Linked DNA regions of Homo sapiens: region 2 is linked to region 1. Evidence: chromatin loops called from intact Hi-C (ENCODE). Cell type or tissue: ascending aorta. All regions are shown on one strand.

Region 1 (5,000 bases):
TGGAGACCCTGGGAACCCTGGTCCTCAGGGGCTTGGAAGGAAGAGTTGGGAGGAGGGAGCCAGGGGGCTGAGCAGACTTGTTCAGAGAGCAGTTTTTACTGTGTGTGTGTGTGTGTGTGTGTGTGAGAGAGAGAGAGAGAGAGAGAGAGAGAGAGAGCGATGGTGGAAATGACACTGGGGAGAGCTGAGGGTAGATGATGGGCTGCGGGACAGCTCTTAGAATTAAGGAGGAAAGCTGCTCTTTTTCTGTGAAATCCTCTAGCTTGTTGACTTCCTTTCTTAAGGTTTCAAGGGACTTGCTGGGTTTATAGTTCTATACCCAGGTGCTGGAGCAGGCAGGCTGGAAAGAGGGGTGATGATGGGGTAGGGGATGGATAGTGTAACCTCCAAAGTCTCCTGAGAGTGGCTGGAGGAGGGGTCTTCCAGGTCGCCCCGTCTCCCAGCCCAATCTGTCACAGACCTTTGTGGGATGTGTCTGGGATGTCCTGGGTCCTAGCAAAGCCTGTGTTTCTGCCTGCGATTATATAGCTTCAAAAATAAAAGTCTTCATATGAGTATCTTTGGTACAGCCTAGTGCTGTATTAAGCATTTTAAAATGCCCTTTGATTCAATCATGAACTGATTATCCATCCATCCATCTCTTCATCATTCATTTATTCATTCCACACTTATTGAGACTCTACTATGTGTCAGCCTTGTGCTGGGCACTGACCAAATGAGGAAAGGGGAAGGGAGACAATGAACAAATCCCTTATCGTTCCAAAAATGGGAGCCATAGAAGTGCACCTGACCCACTGCATGTCAGGGCGTTAGTGAGCCGCGGAAGCCCCAGGTGCTCAGAGGAGGGGACAGTGCCCACCAAGTGGTGAGTCTGGAGAAGGATCCAGGGAGGATGGCTTCTGAATTGAGCCCTGAATGCTGATAGGGAGGAGAGGGAATGGTGTACGAGAAAGGCCTGACCGTCAAAGTTGGAGGATGGAAGGAGACAAGGTTGGAAAGGCTGGGATGTTCCACTGCAGAGCTTGGACTGGAAGTAGCAGGCAGTGGGGAGCTGGGACGCTTTGATGTCCGTTGGGATAATACGGATGTGGGTTGGAAGGAAGAGAAGGGGAAGATGGAGGATTCTGCTGTTCCGGATACCTGCTAGTGGGAGGGGTTCTAATTTTATAGCACAATCCCCACATCCACCTCTAGAGAGCTGAAACTGACCCGGGATCCCCTAACTTCCCTCATCTAAGCAGAGCTGACCCAAGCCCCAGAGGAGCCCTTAGTCTGCAGTGGGGGTGGCAGGTAGGGGTTAAGGAGGATAATGTTGTTGGGGTCACCTTTGCCGTAGAGTTGGGACCAGTGAGTGGGAGACTTGGTTTGAGGCTGGGCCGACGGCTAGGGAGGACTAGGCCAAGTGTCCCCATAGTCCATCTGCTTTCACCATCCTTGCCATTTGTGGACAGCATCCACACTCTCACAGATTGAGGCTGCTGTTGAAGCTGGTGGGTTCTGGATGCTGGAATTTGGGACTCAGAACCCAGACCCTCTTTCCAGCTAGGAGAGGACGAAATCTTGCTCTGGAGGCAGAGGATGAGTGGAGCGATGCTTCTATCTCTGCCCTCCCCATATAAGGTCCTGAGAAGCTGTCCTTCTCTCCCCTATCCCCAAGGGTTTCATTGTCTCTGACTGGGGGCGAGGCAGCCCTCCAAAGTACTGGCCATCTCCCTGTGGCTCTGGCCCCACATGCTCCAAAATCATATCCCCTCTCAGGGACTCCCCTGTCATTGTACTTCTGGGGAAAACTGAAGCCTGGGGAAGGGTTTGGCTGAATTAATAAAATTAGTGTGTGTTAAGACCGGAAAAGTTCTTAAAGACCTTTCTGTCGCAGAGGAAACTGAGGCTCGGAGGTGCAGGCCACTGACCCAGATGCGGAAGAGAAGGAAGGGCCTTTCAACCTCTGGATGTCTGAGTGGTGTGGAGCTTGGCTGTGGAGCCAGCCAGGTTCAGGTGTGAGGTCCTCCGCACAGTCCTGCTTGGACTTCCACAAGTCACCTCTGTGCTCCGAGGTCACGATCTTCAGCTATAATAACCGGGTGATTAGAAGACTAAGTGAGAGTTAATAGTCTTTAGTGGCCAGCATCTGATAGGTGTGTAGCAAATAACTTTTCCCCTTCCTTTCTAAATAATCCTATCTGCTTCTTCACTTTTATCTTTCATATGGTGCTCTAAACTTTTCACATCACTTCCCCCATTATTTTTATCATGGAAAACTTCATGCATGTACAAAAGTTGAAATGATTATATGGTAAACTCCTACAATGAACACTTTGATATATTTGCTTTATCACATTTCTGCCAATCCATCTTATTTTTTGATCCATTTCAAAGAGAGTTGAAGCATGTATTTCATTAACTGGAGCTCAGCTTAAATGACTTTTGAATGTACAGTCACAAATGTCCTAACTCAGCCCAGAGAAAACAGCAGAGATTACTATCTCACATTTGACAGCTAAGAAAAAAGCAGGTTCAGAAGTGAGATTCCTGGCCTCCAGTCACAAAATGAGTTGGAAACAGCGGAAAGCAGAGTGCTGTAGAAAAGCTGAGAGTTGCTATATTATTATTATTATCATCATCACCATCTCAGCAAACATTCTTCTCCACCCAGAAGCCCTTTGGCCATTTCTCTGCACCTGCGTCTTTTCTATAGAGTCTTGACCCCTCCCTGCCCGCTTCCCCACCCCTGTCCCCCAAGCCTTCTGGCCCTTCCCGTCCTGTCCCCAGGGAAGCTGCTGGGCCAGTGGCTGAAGGAGGGGCAGCCACATTCCCTGGTGATCTCCTGCCCCAGGTGTCTGTGCCCTGACACGGCCTTCCCAGAGCCAGCTAGAGTGCAGCCAGCAGAGCACTGCAGGGGTTAAAGGAGGCCATGGCTGGCGGAGGGGGCCCACTGCTGGCTGGCTCCGGGAAGGAGGCGGTGCACTGTTGGCCCGCCCCCTGGGCTGGCCTGGGAGGGAACCCGACTAGCAGAGCCCTCTGCTCAGTTGCTCCCAGCAGTGGCCCTGGGACCAGCTCTGCTCCTTGCACCCCGCTCCCTGCCTGGACACAGGCTCACTCGCTGCCTTCTTCTGGGGGAAACCAGCTTCTTGCCAGCCACAGCTGCTGCCTCCGCCACTGGCCACCGCCCCTGTCCTGGGAGTCCCTTGGCCCAGACACCCACCTGACTTAGTGGCTCCTCTGCAGGAAAGGTGAGTGAATGAATGTGCGTGTGTGATGGTGTACGTGTGTGTGAGTGTGCGTGTTATATTTGTGTGTAGAGGGAAATGGAGCCGGCCAGGGCTGCTGGGCTGTTGATACTGATGCTGTCAAGACCACAGATCAGATTAGGAGAAGGTGAGGTCAGCCTGCCTGTTCCCATGTCTCTGGGTCAGGCAAGCTGTTCAGAGGCCAACCTTGTCAGTCCCCTGTCTTCAGATGTTTCTGTGGTTCTGGCAGGGATGTCTGGGGTGCGGCTTGTCCCTGCTCTGAGAGAGCAACCAGTCAGAAGGAGTTTCGTTTGCTGGGGAAGTTGCTGGTGTCAGTGGCTGCTTGGGACTGAGGCCAGCTACAGGAGTAGGGAGGGACACAGGGACCAAGGGAGGGGGAAGCTTGGGAGTCTCTTCTGCTACTTGCCTGCCCATTGCAGGGGGATGAGTATTTTTTCTTCTTCATCTCTTTCCCTGCCACCCACTTGAGCTGCTGTGAGGGCACCTTTCTTCTAGGGGCTCACTTAGCTCCCTGAGGTCTGACCTTGGCTGCAGGGAGGGGCTGGCAGGCCTGGCAAGGTTAGGGTTCAAAGCACTTTTCCCATCTCCACTCCTCAGTGTGGGCCCTGCTCCCTTGCCCATGGGCACAGACTGGCAGAAGTGCCCCCTCTGCCCTCTCCAACCACTAGCCCTTACTCCTTCCTCACCCCTCTGGGCAGAAATGGCTAATCCAGGTGGTTAATGAACAGACAGGGGCAGCTGCCTTCCCCCTGCTCCTCCCTCTCCCCCCACCCCTCCTGTCCTCTGACTCTGATGCCCTGCCTGCCACCCGTTCCCAGGCTGGAGAATCCATACAGAGCTGACCTCAGTGTCAGTCCCCCAACCCCCAATCCAGGACTTGGGCCAGGACTGCCTGCCCAGATGTTTTAGGCTGGCTACTGTTCTAGAAGAGGAAACTGGGTGGGGGTGATAGGGGGGACCCGGAGAAGCCTGCTGTGCTCCCAGGCTGGGCTCCCTGCAGGGGAGGGGATGGGGTTGGGGGATAGGATGGGTGCTGGGTGGGGAGGAGATGGAGGAGGAGGGCAGGCAGGCAGGCGGTTGTGGGGGTGAGAATAGGAGGGGGACCTGGAAACTAGGGTGCCAGGGTCTTTGGAGACAAGGGCTTCTCTTCTGGAAGTCCCAGCTGCCTCTTCAATGTGGCAGCAGTGGGGAAGGTGTAGGGGGAGCACCCTCTCTTCCCCTCCTGAAGCTGCCTGGGGTGGGTGGAGACCATGGTGGCTCACATGTGACCTCAAGTTGCACCTGCCCCTGCCAGCTGGTGGCCACTCCTGTAAGCCTGAATACAGCTCTCCTTGGACCTCAGTACTTGCTATAGCTGGGGCACCCCTTGCCTGAAACCTCTGGCCCAGGGTTGTGGAAGGGAGTGAGGGAGGATGTGGATTGAGATGGAGAGGTTGGGGGGAGAGACCCGAATGGGATCAGCACTGGAGACCCAACTTGGGGTTGGCTTGGACTCTGCTGCCCATGGAGGGCAGGGATTTGGAGAGCAGTGGGCTGGACCAGGCTGGGGAGGGTCTCGGCCAGTCCGGCCGAGCACCAGGGCTGGGAGCCAGCACTGTAACCAGGAGCTGAGGGTTCTTGGCGGTGGAGGAGGCAACCTGGGACCCTCTGCTTCCAGGCGCCTGGCCTTGAGCCCTTCTGGCTCTGCTTCCCCATCCCTCATCCCATGCTTCTTCACACTTCACTTCCCGCAAGGCCCCAGTGAAGAATTTC
Region 2 (5,000 bases), 91 kb before region 1:
TCTATAGATTACAGAAATTTGGCCAAATGTACTTTTGTGAACAAAAGTGGAAACACTTACTTTTTCTCCACATAGGATCCTTCCAGAATTCAGAAACTATTTGTGAGTATTCTTGTTGGTATGGTAATATAGTGATTTGCTTCTGTTCTATAGGAATCGGTTCTCTTTATAACAGGATATATTGACAGTATTGGGTATATTACTAGGGCATTGACTGGGATGTCATATTTGAAAATGTCCAGAGAAGGAATCTATAGGTATTGCTGGTGAAGTCTGAAGTCTGCCTTGGTTTGGCTTTCTAGCCTCAAGAGGTTTTAAAAAATCCAATTTGAGATTTCCTATCAAAAGTTCCAACAAAGCAAGCTTTAAAAGAAAACCTCTGTGGTCAATTGCTATGTTTGCTGCATTTATTTAATTAGTCAGGCTGTGTTTGATGAGGCTAAACTTATTTTGCAAACAAATTAGTCTTACTTTGATTATCTTTGGTAGAAATGAGAGTGAATGTAGAGAGAAAAATTATGTTTCGGAAGAAAAATTATAGTGTGCCTGTTATTAGATTGTAGCCCTGCTCATTGTTTTTCAGTTTATTATCTTTTTTTTTTTTGAGACTGAGTTTTGCACTATTGCCCAGGCTGGAGTGCAGTGGTGCTATCTCCACTCACTGCAACCTCCGCCTCCTGGGTTCAAGGGATTCTTCTGCCTCAGCCTCCCAAGTAGCTGAGGTTACAGGCGCCTGCCACCACGCCCGGCTAATTTTTTGTATTTTTAGTAGAGATGGGGTTTCACTATGTTGGTCAGGCTGGTCTCGAACTCCTGACCTCAAGTGATCCGCCCGCCTCAGCCTCCCAAAGTGCTGGGATTACAGGCTTGAGCCACTGCACCCAGCCTCAGTTTATTATCTACCTGTAGACTGGACTGGATCTTGATTCCTTCTAGATTCCTCCAATCCAATTTTCTCCCATGGAATTACAAAGAACAAGAACTGCTCTGTTCCTGAAGCCTTATAAGCTGGAGCTGGGCAACTTAGTGTACATTTCAAGGGAAAACCTTCATGCCTGATGTGCGTGCCACACAGAGTTTCACCAAAATACCTGATGCCATAACCAGAGATATTTAAACTGCAAACCAGAGTGAGAAGTTGATGACTTCACGCTGTGGACAGCTTTCCCCAAAACACTGAAGAAGACTCCTCATCGTGGTGAATCTCTTACCTCTCTTAATTTCTCCTTGCTTATGTCTACCCCTTTCACTTGGCAGCATTATGCTGTAATTAGGATTTCACAGCCAGTAGCTTCTGTGGGTAACTTGAGGGAGTGTTGGTTCTGTCACATCAAACCCAAAGTTTTACGTCATCTAAGAGATCCGTTAGGCCACCCAGTGGCTGACTTTAGCAGCATCCTTAACTCAACTGTTGGTTCAAATTGGAACTGTGGTCCCTTTTATAGAGTTAGACTTCTAGACTCACTCGTTCTCACCCCCTGTTTTAATTTAACCCAGTCGTAGGATGCTAGATAATGTGATTCCTTGTGACTTGGACTGTGAGCCCAGGAAGAACCCTGAGTCTCACTGCCCAACTCTCTCCTTACACAAAGGAGGATGCAGAGCCTCCTTTGTGTAAAGTCCAGAGAGGGAAAGACTTATATCTGGCCACACAGCAAGGGAAAATCCCAGCTCTATTTTGTAGGCCAGGGTGTGAAGATGATGGTGTGGCCTCCACCGATTGAGCAGTCCCTGGGCGACGACACTGTGCTAATTGTTTAATATCTTTGTCCCATTCAATCCCCACATAACCCTGGGAGGCTAGAGGGGAACCTGGGGCACAGAGAGGGTAAGTCTTTTATCCAGCATCACAGAGGTTCCCAGGATTTGAACTCAGGTGTGTGTGCCCACAGGGCCTGTGTTCTGGGCCCTGACTTGGTGTGAGCAGCCCCGTGAGGGTTCATGCCATGTGGACACTAGGCTGGGAGTGTCCCCATGTTCCCCATGGAGGGCCCCCAGCCTCACCCGGGTACTCATCCTCCTCGAGACACCCACTCATCTTTTCCTGGGCCCCAGCTGAATGGAAATGTGTGTTCTTTGAGGAGAGGTTGCAGAAGTAAAGCGCGGCCCCAAGGCTGGAGCTGAGCAGATGCTGCGTGTGTGGGGGGAGCAGGGTGCCTGGTTTTAATACTGCCTCTCTCCTGGGGGATCTCATCCTCTTCTCCTCCCAATGGATCCTGGGGCCCAGACGGGGACACTGTGGCCCTGAGAGCAGGTGGCCTTATTCTGAGATCCTAGAGTCAAGACCAGGCATGGAGCGGAAAACCCAGGTGTCCTGCCTCCCGGGCTGTGGCTGCTGGAGTTTGGGGTGGCGTGGCAGTGGTACAGCAGTGGGACACAGTGGAGGGAAGGGGAGAGGGAAACGGAGGTAAATGAGGGAGGTGGCTGGGGCATGGGATTCAGGGAGGACGGGGTCAGGAGCCCAGAGACCTGGGTCTCCATCCTGGCCTGGCTACACACTCACTGTGTGATCTCGGGCAAATCACTCACCTTCCTTGAGCCTCAGTTTCCCCACCTGTAGACCAAAGATTGGACTGATGGTCTCGGCAGCCCCTTCCAGCCCAGATCCTGTGTGAAATCCATGAACGGCTCCATGTGTCTCCTCCTCTCCCTCGTCTCTGCCAGGCATTTTCCTCCCCTGGCTCCTGGCATCACACTCCTTCTATCCCCGTAAGTTCCAGGGGTCTCCCTGCTACTCACCCAGGAGAGCCTGGCTGGCTGGGGCACGACAGCGCGGCTCTGCTGCCAGAGTCCGTCCCTAGTGACTGCGCAGGGAAGAAGTGGTAGAGGCAGGATCCAGGGCGCTGGGGCAGAATGGTGAGATGGGGGATGGGTCCTCTCAGGCCCACCTGGGGTAGAGTCACCTGTTGGCCAAATGGGGGCTGATCCATTGTGGTAGCTGGGACTGCTGCTAGTTTCCTTTTCGTTTTCAGCACCTGCTCTTGCTTTTCTTCCTTCTCGCCACCAGGGGGCACAGGGAGGCCATGGAGCTCCGCAGCTGCTATTCCTGTGGTTGTCTCTTCCGTGTCGCTTGGTTGGGCTGTGAGGCAGCGCTCCAGAGTGGGGAGGGGAGGTCGAGGGCCCCACCACGCTCCTCCTTCCTGTCTCCACCTCAGTCAGCTGAGGCGGTCCCCCTGAGTGCTGGTCATCAGTGCCGACCCCCCAGGCCTGATCCCATTCCCAAAAGGATGGATGTGAGACCACCAGTGAGATCCTGTGCGCAGCAATGGGCCGGGCGGGTTTCCCCGGTGGGCTGGGGTCCCCCACCCTGGCTGTGCTCTGCCTCCTTGAGCCTGGGGTCTTTCCATGCCGGGTCCTCGTTTCTCCAGGCTCGGCTGCTCCAGGGGCTAGTATTAGGGAAGTGGAGCAGGGGCCTGGGAGGACGGCTGTTTTCACAAACCCCAGGAACCGCATCTAAAAACCAGCACAACGGATGCCCGAGGGTTTCTATCCTCGGCTCCGTCCTGCACCTATATCCCCCATGCGGAGGCTGCTTCCCCCATCTCTGTCCCTCATCTCTGCCTCTTCCTCATTGTCTGCCTTTATCTTCTCCCTGTCCCTCTGTCACGTTCTTGGTGTGTTTCTCACCTTGCCCCCCAAGTCAGACTGTCTGAAGTCCCTGTCCCAAGGACTCCACCACTGCCGCCCTCCCTTCTCCCCTCCCTGAGGTGGGCTTCCTCACTGGCTGTGTTCGGGACCTGTATTGCAGACCCTTATCAGGCCCCACAGTGGGGGCTCCTGTCGCTGCTGGACATAAAGGCAGGGACTCTGTCGGGGCCAGGCTGGGGTCGTTGCTGCTCGCCTGCCAATGTCGCAGGCGCTCTGGGCTGAGCTGTCGCAAGGGCTGGGGGCGGGCCGGCTTCTGGGGCTCCCGCGTCTCCGCCCCTGCCCGCCGGGGCGCCAGGCCGGATGGGCTGCACTGTGAGCCTGGTGTGCTGCGAAGAGCTGCGGCCCGGACCACTCTGCGGTCCCCAGCCCCCGGGGAGTCCCTGGGTCTCGGCGCGGGCTGAGTGCTGGGAGTCCGGGGGTTTGGCCTGTGCAGAGAGAAGGCAGCTACCGCTTCAGGTAGGGGCTGCGGGAATGGGTGAGGGACGACGCCCCGAGTCGGGAGCTGGCGGTTGGCAGAGCCCAGGGCACCTGACACAGGTTAAGTAGCCAGCCCAGGACGGTGCTAGTCTGCTTGGGAAGTGCGGCAAGGCAGGTGGACCAAGGGGGAGGAAGGACCACGACCGGGTGAAGGGGCCTCCAGTTGGGTAGAGGGCTCCCCTGGGTCTCTTGTGCCCTTGGGAGGAGGGTGATATAGGACCTGACCCCTAGAAGGGCAAATAGGTTGGGTGAGGTTGGTTTAGGAGTCACCCAGGAGGGGCAGGCCTGGAGTGCTGGGGCAAGGTAGGGAAAGAGTTAATCTTCCTCGAGCTGGACCAAGGGGCAGCTCTGGCAGTGTCCCTTCATTTAGGAGGACTCTGGAGTTAGGAGGGTGGGGGCCCCACTGGAGCAAGGACTTCCCCAGGATGGTGGGGACAGGCTGGCCTCTCACCCCTGCCTTCTCTGTGCTGGGTAAGTCTCAGAGACTAGCAAGTGGGGAGCTGACCTGGCAGTGGGGACAGGTCTGAGCTGGGAGGCAGGTGTCTGCTCTGGAGGAGTCTGCCAGGGAACCATCAGGCCTGGGATAGGTGTGGTGCTGGTTTCTTCCTGGGAGAGTAGGAGGAGGTGTTTGGGGTCACCAGGGATGGGTAACTCCTCTCTAGGTCCCTGTGACCTCAGGACTCGCTGTTGGTGGGTCTTCTTTCTTCACCCTGTGTCCCTGCCTCCCCACCTCCCACACAGCCAGCTTTGACATGGGGCAGGTGCCTGTTGGGCCAGGTAAAGGTGGGCAGGGACAGGGACAGGGAGTGGGGCTGTGATGGAGGGAGGAGCCGGGGCTCTGGAGGTGGATGATCAAGGGGAGAAAGAGGGGAGGG

The links. Hi-C counts contacts between places; a loop is a spot of excess contacts. Peaks named below come from ENCODE experiments on the same cell type or tissue, not always from the same donor. Only the 100,000 strongest peaks of a DNase experiment are listed, where the experiment ranks them.
Region 2: it touches region 1 in a loop (2.7-fold over the local background); 4 of 110 quality-filtered maps call a loop at or near these places.

Annotation. Positions count from the first base shown.
Region 1 is chr2:217,942,095-217,947,094 of GRCh38, reverse strand. The region is part of intron 3 of TNS1 (tensin 1); the gene reads left to right. Among named protein-coding and RNA genes, the nearest start is that of TNS1-AS1, 34 kb to the left of the region's middle. RefSeq lists an enhancer at 2,486-3,331. In ascending aorta, a CTCF peak has its summit at 2,930; a DNase peak (open chromatin) is centred at 2,964; H3K4me3 peaks cover 3,859 bases; H3K27ac peaks cover 4,843 bases.
Region 2 is chr2:218,032,924-218,037,923 of GRCh38, reverse strand. It overlaps a transcript of TNS1 not described here and a transcript of RUFY4 not described here. Among named protein-coding and RNA genes, the nearest start is that of TNS1, 32 kb to the right of the region's middle. RefSeq lists enhancers at 1,589-1,678, 2,534-3,066, 3,067-3,600 and a silencer at 2,691-2,740. In ascending aorta, CTCF peaks have their summits at 2,869 and 3,070; a DNase peak (open chromatin) is centred at 3,093; H3K4me3 peaks cover 1,200 bases.